Regions from separate parts of the Homo sapiens genome. Here region 2 is linked to region 1. Evidence: read pairs that join two places in POLR2A ChIA-PET (ENCODE). Cell type or tissue: GM12878. All regions are shown on one strand. Each heading gives the region's core, and the rest is flanking DNA. Links, peaks and the distances in the headings are about the cores only.

Region 1 (4,399 bases), core at 124-4,123:
AATATTTGTGTATTTTCATTTAGAAGTACCATCTATGAGAGTAGTTTATACTGCACTGTGTACATGAATGGCTAATGAATCTATTTTCCAACTTTCCCGTGTTTTATAGATATTTCTTTTCACTTTGAGTATCCTAGAGATGGGAGGATGCCTAGGAAGAGTTTGTTGAGAAGTGGTACCATGGTGTAGCATGGAGAGCATTGGAATGCACTAGGTTTGAATTTTGGCATAATGTAGCTATGTGACCCTGAGCAAATTTCTCTCATCTGCTCATCTGTGGAATGAGGAAATAGGAGTTGAATTTGATTTTTTTCCTTAGGTCCCTTCTAGGTCTTAAATTTGCAGAAGATAAACAATTACTAAAATTTCTTATGATTTGTGCTCTCTGATAAAAGCTAATCAAAACTGCCCCGATATTTAAATTCCTATGCTTGCTGTCTTTTTATAAGAATAATTACATTTCCAGATTATCTTTTTAGATTTTTTATAGCTTTTTAGAAATGACATGTAAAATTGTTTTGGATAAGTCATTTGGCAGTTAATGAAAGATCCTATTTTAATTTTCTTGTGAATGTAAATATATGTGTTTTCTTTTCTAGGTATGAAAACTTTCAAAGACGACTAGCACAGAACCCTCTCTTTTGGAAAACATAATTTGAATAAAATAATTTTTAATGGATTCTGAAATTTGTCATGTTTTGAAGATAACTGACTCCATCTAAAAGTATGAGGTCAAAGGATCACGAAACCTAAGTTTAAAAACTGCTTAGAGACTGAAGCTTAATTAAAAATCTTTATTAAAAATTAAAAACATTGAAAAATGAAAATATGTTCATCATTAAAGACTTTTTTCCCCTTAAGCTTAAAATACCATTCAAAGGCAAGACATTTTGTTTTGGCTATGATTCATTTTTTTTACTTAAAAATAAAACCTATACCAAACAGTAGTGTGCCAAGTACCATTGCATGTGTAATCATTCATTTATTGAAATGAAACAATGGTTTGCTGGAGTAGTTAACTTTTCAATTACCTATTTCAAAATTTGGGAGACTTGAAAAACATATGAAGTATACATTTTTAAATATGGAGAAATTATTTTCAGAGATTATTTCTTAAGATTGTCAGTTTTTCCAATTAATACAGGTTGGCTGTCACTTTTTATATCTGCAGATTCATATAAGTTTAATAAAATTGCCATATTGGTGAGCTTTTATTTAATACTGGTAGGCATTTATGTGTAGAATATAGGATTCTTCTTGTTAATGGATGGTTAGTAGTTCATTTTTTGTTGATTATAACAATACCCAAAACTGGGTAATTTATTGACTTAAATGTTTTTTTTTTTTTTAAGACGAAGTTTTGCTTTGTTGTCCCGGCTTTAGTGCAGTGGCGTGATCACAGCTTATTCCAGCCATGACCTCTTGGGCTCAAGTGCTCATCCTGCCCCAAGCTTTCCATGTAGCTGGGACTGCAGACGTGCACCCCCATACCCAGCTAATTTTTTTGATGTTTTTGCAGAGACACAGTCTTACTGTGTTGCCCAGACTAGGCTTGAACTCCTGGGCTCAAGCAATCCTACTTCAGCCTCCCAAAGTGCTGGGTTGGTAATTGATAAAGAAAAGGATTTTTTTTTTTTTCCTACAATGATGGAGACTGAGAATTCCAAGGCCAAGGGGCTGCAGCTGGTGAGAGGCTTCTTGCTGGTGGGGAGACTCTGAAGAGTCCTTAGGCAGTGCAGCGTATCACACAGTGAGGGGGCTGAGCATGCTTTTGTGCCAGCTGAGGTCACTCTTCCTCTTCTTATAAAGCCACCAGTTCCCCTCCTGTGATAACTTAACCTATGGGCAGAGCCCTCATGATCCAATCACCTCTTAAAGGCCGCACCTCTCAGTACTGCCACATTGGGATTAAAATTTCAACGTAATTTTGGAAGGGACAAATATTCAAACCATAGCAATTGTTGAATCATGAGACTTGGCAATGGCTACACAACAGTCTTTAATACTCTGCACAGAAAACATCAGCTAATTGCAATACAATTTCCAGAAGCAAAATGATTATTCATGTACTACAACTTGTATCTAGGACCTAGATTGCCAAACCCAAGCTGAAAAAACATCCTGAAGTTCAGTTGTGCCTCTTCTACAGTCAGGTAGCCTCTTCCCAGTGATTTTTGTAGTGATACAACAGGAAATACTAAGTAAACACAAACTATTCCTTGGTCTGCTAAGAAATCAAAAGAATATATGATTATTCATGATAATCTTGGGTTGTAGTGAATTTAAACTAGTTTCTTGGGCTTCCAGAGCAGATGATGGGAGTGAAATTTTGGGCCACATTTTCTAGTATTATTCTTACTTCTAGAATAGTATCTTGCACAGTATGCATAAGGAGTCATCACTTCTGGGAGCTTTCCTGAGTAGCCTATACCTGCCTTATTTTGGAAGTTTCTGGTTATTCTCGGAGACACGTGATATGCTGGAAAGAAAAGGGCTTTAAATATCTGAACATCTAACAATTATTCTATATATGCAAGGTAGGTTTGTGTACAGGAGGCAGGTAAAAACCTGGTGTTGACATAAATAATGCCGGCTGGGTTACAGAAGATAGTAGAAATATAAATATTTATCACAACAGGAGTGAGCCAAGAATTGTTTCCTTGAGGTGGGCATATTCTTAGAGGAGTTAAATAGTTCCTACAGAGAAGTCTGAAAAATCTGGAGAAAACTGACTAGTGCAGTGAGGATAGCTCCAACATTTGTCCCCTGCCTTGGTGAGCTTGATTCTGTCTGCTGACAGTGCTGTAATGATTGTAGCAGAAGTATATTTGTTTAATTAAGGTAGAGATCCAGTTTTTACAAGAATGAAGAGTGAGGTTAATGATATGAAGAAAATTCAAATACCAAAAGGGACCTGTGGGAATTAACTGGCCTCCTCAAGAATTTAAAGGAAATATATATATATATATATTTTATGGTGGAATTTGAAAGATTCAGGGAGTAGCTATAGTTTGAGAAAACTGCTCAAAATTCTTAAGGTGGCCAAAAAACACCATAAAGAATTAAGTATAAAATGATAAATGTGAGAGAATACTGAGAAACCTTTAGGCAATCTCTAGGGAGTACCAAACTGTAATAAGCAGAAGAGGGAAAGTAGCAAAGGTATCAGAAAATTAATCTTCCTTGTTGCCTTGTAGCCTTCCTTGTTGCCATGCTGTCTACTTTGTATTGTCATTTGTTTGATTTGAAGGTCTTGATTAGTAGTCTTCCACCAAAGATGTTGGCTTCTGGAGGATTCCTAAGAATCATTGGTTTAAGGTCTCCTGATGGAGTGGTTGTTTAGCTGTCTGGAGAAGGTACTTGTCATTTAGTTGGGAAACATAAACCCAGTGATCATCATCTTGGAGTTTACTGCCATGCTAGTTGTTACAGTATCTGCTGAGCTAATTTTTCACTGAGGCCAGTTTTTCCCTGATGTCTCTTCCAGAAGACTAAGTTTGCTGATAGTTGAGGATGTTGCAGACAATGATGTTTTTCTAGATTAGAGAAGAGTGGAATCCACTATTGAGGAACAATACAATTTATAAAATGATTATGAGAGTACAACATATTATGGACAATATTCAGTGATAATTCTCTTGGTCTGTAATCTCGTAAAGTATATCTTTTTGCAGACAGTTATTGTGTTAGTCTTTACATGAACATGAGCATGTTTCTTTTTACCTGAAATGAAACACTGAAACATTTTTATTCACAAATTTTACCTGGCATAATTAACAGGAGAAGGCTAATCTCTTGATTTGTTAAGTTTTCTTTTTTTCTTTTAAGTTTGATTTTTTTTAAAAAAAAAGTCTTAAAATGATTGGGGATTAATTAAAATTTGTAGAGTGCCAAACAAACCTAATTTTTCCTATTGTCTTTTCTTCCATAATGTGAAGGAAACCTGAAGAGTTCAGGCATAAAAGACATCTTCATAGTCTTACTGTGCCTGAATTTGGGAAAGGCCAAAATTATAAAGAGTTGTCAGAGGAGAGAAGATATGAATATTAGTCAAAAATATATAAAGGTGGCTGGGCATGGTGGCTCACGCCTGTAATCCCAGGACGTTGGGAGGCCGAGGTGGGTGGATCACTTGAGGCTAGGAGTTCAAGACCAGCCTGGCCAATATGGTGAAAGCCCATCTTTACTAAAAACACAAACATTAGCCGGGCATGGTTGTGCATGCTTGTAATCCCAGCTACTCCAGAAGCTGAGGCAGGAGAATCACTTGAACCCAGGAGGTGGAGGCTGCAGTGAGCCGAGATGGTGCTACTGCACTCCAGTCTGGGTAACAGAATGAGACTCAGTCTCAAAAAAAAAAATTTTTTTTAAATTAAAGAATTTAATTTTTAAAAGATTT
Region 2 (4,399 bases), core at 332-4,331, 53 kb before region 1:
AGGCTGCAGGGATGCTTGGCTCAGCAGTTCTTGTGTTACAAGGGCATGACAGGACAAAGACCTTATGGCCCTAGAATGTTTGCTATCTGACCTTTTACAGATAATGTTTGCTTAACCCTGACCTAAGAGAGCATCCTCTGATCATAGAAGCATATTCTCAGCCCTCTCTAACAGGTGCTGGAAGCTGGGATAGGACAGACACTGAGTTTCCGAAAATTGAAAAGTCCCTTCTGAGCTTTCTTGCATTGCTGTGTTCCTTGGCTCCAAGAGGGGTTCGGGGGAAGATGAAGGGCAATGCAGCAAAGGAGGGGCTGAGGAGCAAAAAAAAAAAAAACAAAAAAAAAACAAAAAAAACCAAAAACTTCCCAGAGCCCAGAATACCTGGTTATGGGCACCCCCTGCTGGAGAGTTGGCAAAATTCTGTGACATTGGTCAATTTAGTCACCAAATGTGTAGAGGTTGACTGTATGCCAGATTGTGGAAAGCAAAGGTAAAGTTCTCTTGAAGAACTGACTCACAGTCAAGAGTAGTCAGGCTCCCTAATTAGATCTTTATGCTGTCTAGTCAAGTGTCAGTTGCAGTCGTACTTAACAAATGATGATTGATATAATATGCTTATAGTCACTCAGTAAATAACTATTACATGTTTGCTAGGGGATAGGTGCTGGACTACACACTGGAGACAGAGTAGTAAACAAAATAGACACATTCCTTGCCCTCTTGGAGCTTATATTCTAGTGGATGTTGTGTTAATTATAACATCAGTTGTAAGTAACAACAAAGCTAACTAAAACTGGCTTAAGCAATAAGGAATATATTATCTCACATAACTGTAAGTACAAAGGTAGGATAGGCTTTAGGGCTAGTTGATTCAACAGCACAAGACATCAATAAAGACAAGTTATTTTCATCTCATTCTCTGCCTTTCTGATTGTACTGGCATTTTCCTCAGGTTGTTCCTTTATTATTATTATTTTTTCTTTTTTTTGAGATGTCTCACTCTGTCTCCCAGGCTGGAGTACAGTGATGTGATTTCAGCTCACTGCAACCTCTGTCTCCTGGCCCCAGGTCAGGGCCTCCGCCTCCTGGGCCCAGGCCCTCCCACCTCAGCCTTCTGAGTAGCTGAGACTACAGGCATGTGCCAACCACCCAGGTAATTTTTGGTTTTTTTTTTTTTTTTTTTTGCCATGTTGCCTAGGCTGGTCTTGAACTCCTGGGCTCCAGTGATTGAGCCTCGGCCTCCCAAAGTGCTGGGATTACAGGCGTGAGCCACCTCACAGGCCTCAGGTTGTTCCTTTTGAAGTTTCAAAATGGTTGCTACAACTCCAAGTATCACCTTCAGATATGTCAAAGTACAGAGACAGAAAGTGATCATCTCTTTGTATGGCTTTTTCTATTTTGTTTTAAGAGACAGGGTCTCACTTGCTGCCCAGGCTGGAGTGCAGTGGCACAGTCATAACTCACTGCAGCGGCACAGTCATAACTCACTGCAGCGGCACAGTCATAACTCACTGCAGCGGCACAGTCATAACTCACTGTAGCCTTGAACTCCTAGGATCAAGAGATCCTCTAACTTCAGCCTCCCAAATTTCTAGGATTACAGGCGTGAGCCACTATGCCTGGCTGTGTAACTTTTTTTTTTTTTTTTTTTTTTTTTGAGACAGGGTCTCACTCAGTCACTCAGGCTGCAGTGCAGTGGCACAATCACAGCTCACTGCAGCCTCAACCTCCTGGGCTCAAGCGATCTTCCTGCCTTAGCTTCCTGAGTAGCTGAGACTACAGGCCTGTGCCACAACACTTGACTAATTTTTTACTGTGGCCTTCTTACAATGAAGACACTTTTCTCAGAAGCTCCCAGAACACTTCCTTTCAGGTTATGGGGCTGATCCTAAACCAATCACCGCAAAGAGAAGAGTAAATTGTTGATTAAAATAGGGGCTTCCCCTGGGGCTTCTGAGTCACAGAGAGGAGAGATGGATGCCAGGACAAAATTGGGGTTCTGTTAACAAGGAAGAAGGGAAGAAGTGGATGTTAAATAGACATCTACCAGCATTTGCTATAGGAAAGGGAAACTAATACATAAAAATTATTTTCATGGGCCGAGCCCAGTGGCTAACACCTGTAATCCCAGCACTTTGGGCAAAGCCAAGGCGGGTGGATCACCTGAGGTCAAGAGTTCGAGACCAGCCTGGCCAACATGGTGAAATCCTGTCTCTACTAAAAATACAAAAAATTAGCTGGGCATGGTGGTAGGCACCTGTAATCCCAGCTACTCAGGAGGCTGAGGCAGGAGAATCACTTGAACCCGGGAGGCAGAGGTTGCTGTGAGCTGAGATTGCGCCATTGCACTCTAGCGTGGGCAACAAGAGTGAAACTGTCTCAAAAAAAAAAAATTTTTTTTCATATGATGAAGGAATTACAAAGAAGTTAGCTTTTGCTGCTGAACAAAACACCTCCAACCTCTATGGCTTAGGACAGCAATTTATTTAACTCATGATTCTATTTGGGCTGAGCTCAGCTGGGTGGTTCTTTTGGACTTGACTGGACTTACTCATGACTGTGGTCAGCTGCAAGTCAGCTAGGTAGCTTTGCTCATGGGATCTGGCTGTTAGCTGAGGAAATGAGTCCAGGTGTCTTTACTTATCCAGCAGGCTCTCCTTGGCTTATTCCTGTAGTAAATCAGCAAACTTACAAGGACTAGAGCAGATGCTTGCAAGTAGTTTTGAAACCTAAGCTTGGAACTGGAACATTATCAGTTCTGCTGCATTCTTTAGGTCAAATCAAGTAAGAAGGCCAAGAGGGTGAAGAAATAGATTCCATCTCTTGAGAGGAGGAGCTTCAAAGTCACATTGCAAGGGCATGGACCCAGGTAGGGAAAGAACTTGTGACACTTTTGCAATTTATCACAGGTGGTAAGAGTAACAGGGAAAGCTACCTAGATCTGCCTTCAAGAGAGAACTATCCTTTGTAAAGTTTCAAATCAACAATATGTCTACTCTGAGCTGAAATTCTTATACTAGTATAACTGTTACTGATGGTTTCATTACACTGTTCTAGGTAGCAAAAGTTCAGGGGTTGTGATGCTGTGATTTAAAACAATAATATTAGGGTTTTCTGAGCTTCTTCCTGAGGGGCAAGGAGATCTGTGGTCTCATTTTTGGCATTTCCACACAACATGGCCCCCCAAATCCCATGATTTCTATTTCTGCTTCAAAAGAAAAAACCAAGAGCACCTTCTGCCTTGAGGCTGGAAGAGACATCAGTCTGTCTGGGCTTGCTGAAGAAGGGAGAAAAAGAACAGCAAGAAGCAACTGAACATATTGATGAAGTACAAAATGAAGTAGACTTAATAAGCCAATGAGGAGACTTTGAAAACAGAACAGAAATATAACAAACTCGGCCAACTGTTTTTTCAGATGAGGTCTGAATTGATAGCCAAAATCCCAAACTTTGGGGTAACAGCATTTGTCAACCATCCACAAATGTCTGCACTGCTTGGGGAGGAGGATGAAGAGGCACTGCCGTATTTAACCAGTGTTGAAGTGACAGAATTTGAAGATATTAAACCAGGTTACAGAATGTTTTTATTTTGACAAAAATCCTGACTTCAAAAATAAAGTTCTCTCCAAAAAATTTCATCTGAATGAGAGTGGTGCTCCATCTTCAAACTCACTAAAATCAAATGGAAATCTGGAAAGGATTTGATGAAAAATGCAAGTCAAATGCAGAATAATGCCAGCAGGAAGAGGCAGCATGGGGAACCAGAGAGCTTCTTCACCTGGCTTACTGGCCATTCTGATGCAGGTGCAGATGAATGAGGAAAGGTCATCAAAGATGGTATTTGGCCAAATCAATTACAGTATTACTTGGTTCCCAATAATGGATGATGAGGAAGGAGAAGGAGAAAAAGAAGATGAAGACAGGGATGAGGATGAAGGTGAAGATAAAGGTGATGAAGGGGAGGAAGGAGAGGAAGATGAAGGAGAAGATGACTAACAGAACACCAATGGATTCCAACCTTCCTTTTAAAACATTTTATCCAATCCCTGGGAGCAACTTGCAGTCTTTGTGTTTTTGCTGTTGTGCTCAATCACCCCGTTGTTGAGGTCTTTTCTCCATACCATGGTCCCTAACTCATTTTCGGGAGAAATATATTGAGCAAAGGTGGGCATTTTGACAACATGATTTCTCCTTTCATATGGATGGAATCATATATGTGGTCTTTTGTGGCTTCTTTCACCTAGCACAATATTTTCAAGGTGTATCCATATTGTAGCATGTATCAGTACTCTAATTTTTTATGCTGAATAATATTCCATTGTATGGATATACCACATTTTATTTATTCATTCATCTGTTGGTAGAGATTGGGTTTTCACCTTTTAGCTATTATGAATAA

The links. Peaks named below come from ENCODE experiments on the same cell type or tissue, not always from the same donor. Only the 100,000 strongest peaks of a DNase experiment are listed, where the experiment ranks them.
Region 2: POLR2A ChIA-PET joins it to region 1 with 6 read pairs; 6 of 35 experiments call an interaction of 5 or more read pairs at or near these places.

Annotation. Positions count from the first base shown.
Region 1 is chr11:86,344,985-86,349,383 of GRCh38, forward strand. HIKESHI (heat shock protein nuclear import factor hikeshi) reads left to right here. Exons shown (of 5, transcript NM_016401.4): 5 at 600-959. The coding sequence ends at 654. The region is part of intron 4 of LOC105369421 (a long non-coding RNA gene); the gene reads right to left. Among named protein-coding and RNA genes, the nearest start is that of CCDC81, 28 kb to the right of the region's middle. In GM12878, for the core only: no CTCF peak of the experiment used is centred there; no DNase peak of the experiment used is centred there.
Region 2 is chr11:86,291,586-86,295,984 of GRCh38, forward strand. It overlaps the pseudogene SETP17. Among named protein-coding and RNA genes, the nearest start is that of HIKESHI, 8.5 kb to the right of the region's middle. RefSeq lists a silencer at 282-576. In GM12878, for the core only: a CTCF peak has its summit at 409 (motif pointing left); DNase peaks (open chromatin) are centred at 556, 1,486 and 1,846; H3K27ac peaks cover 917 bases.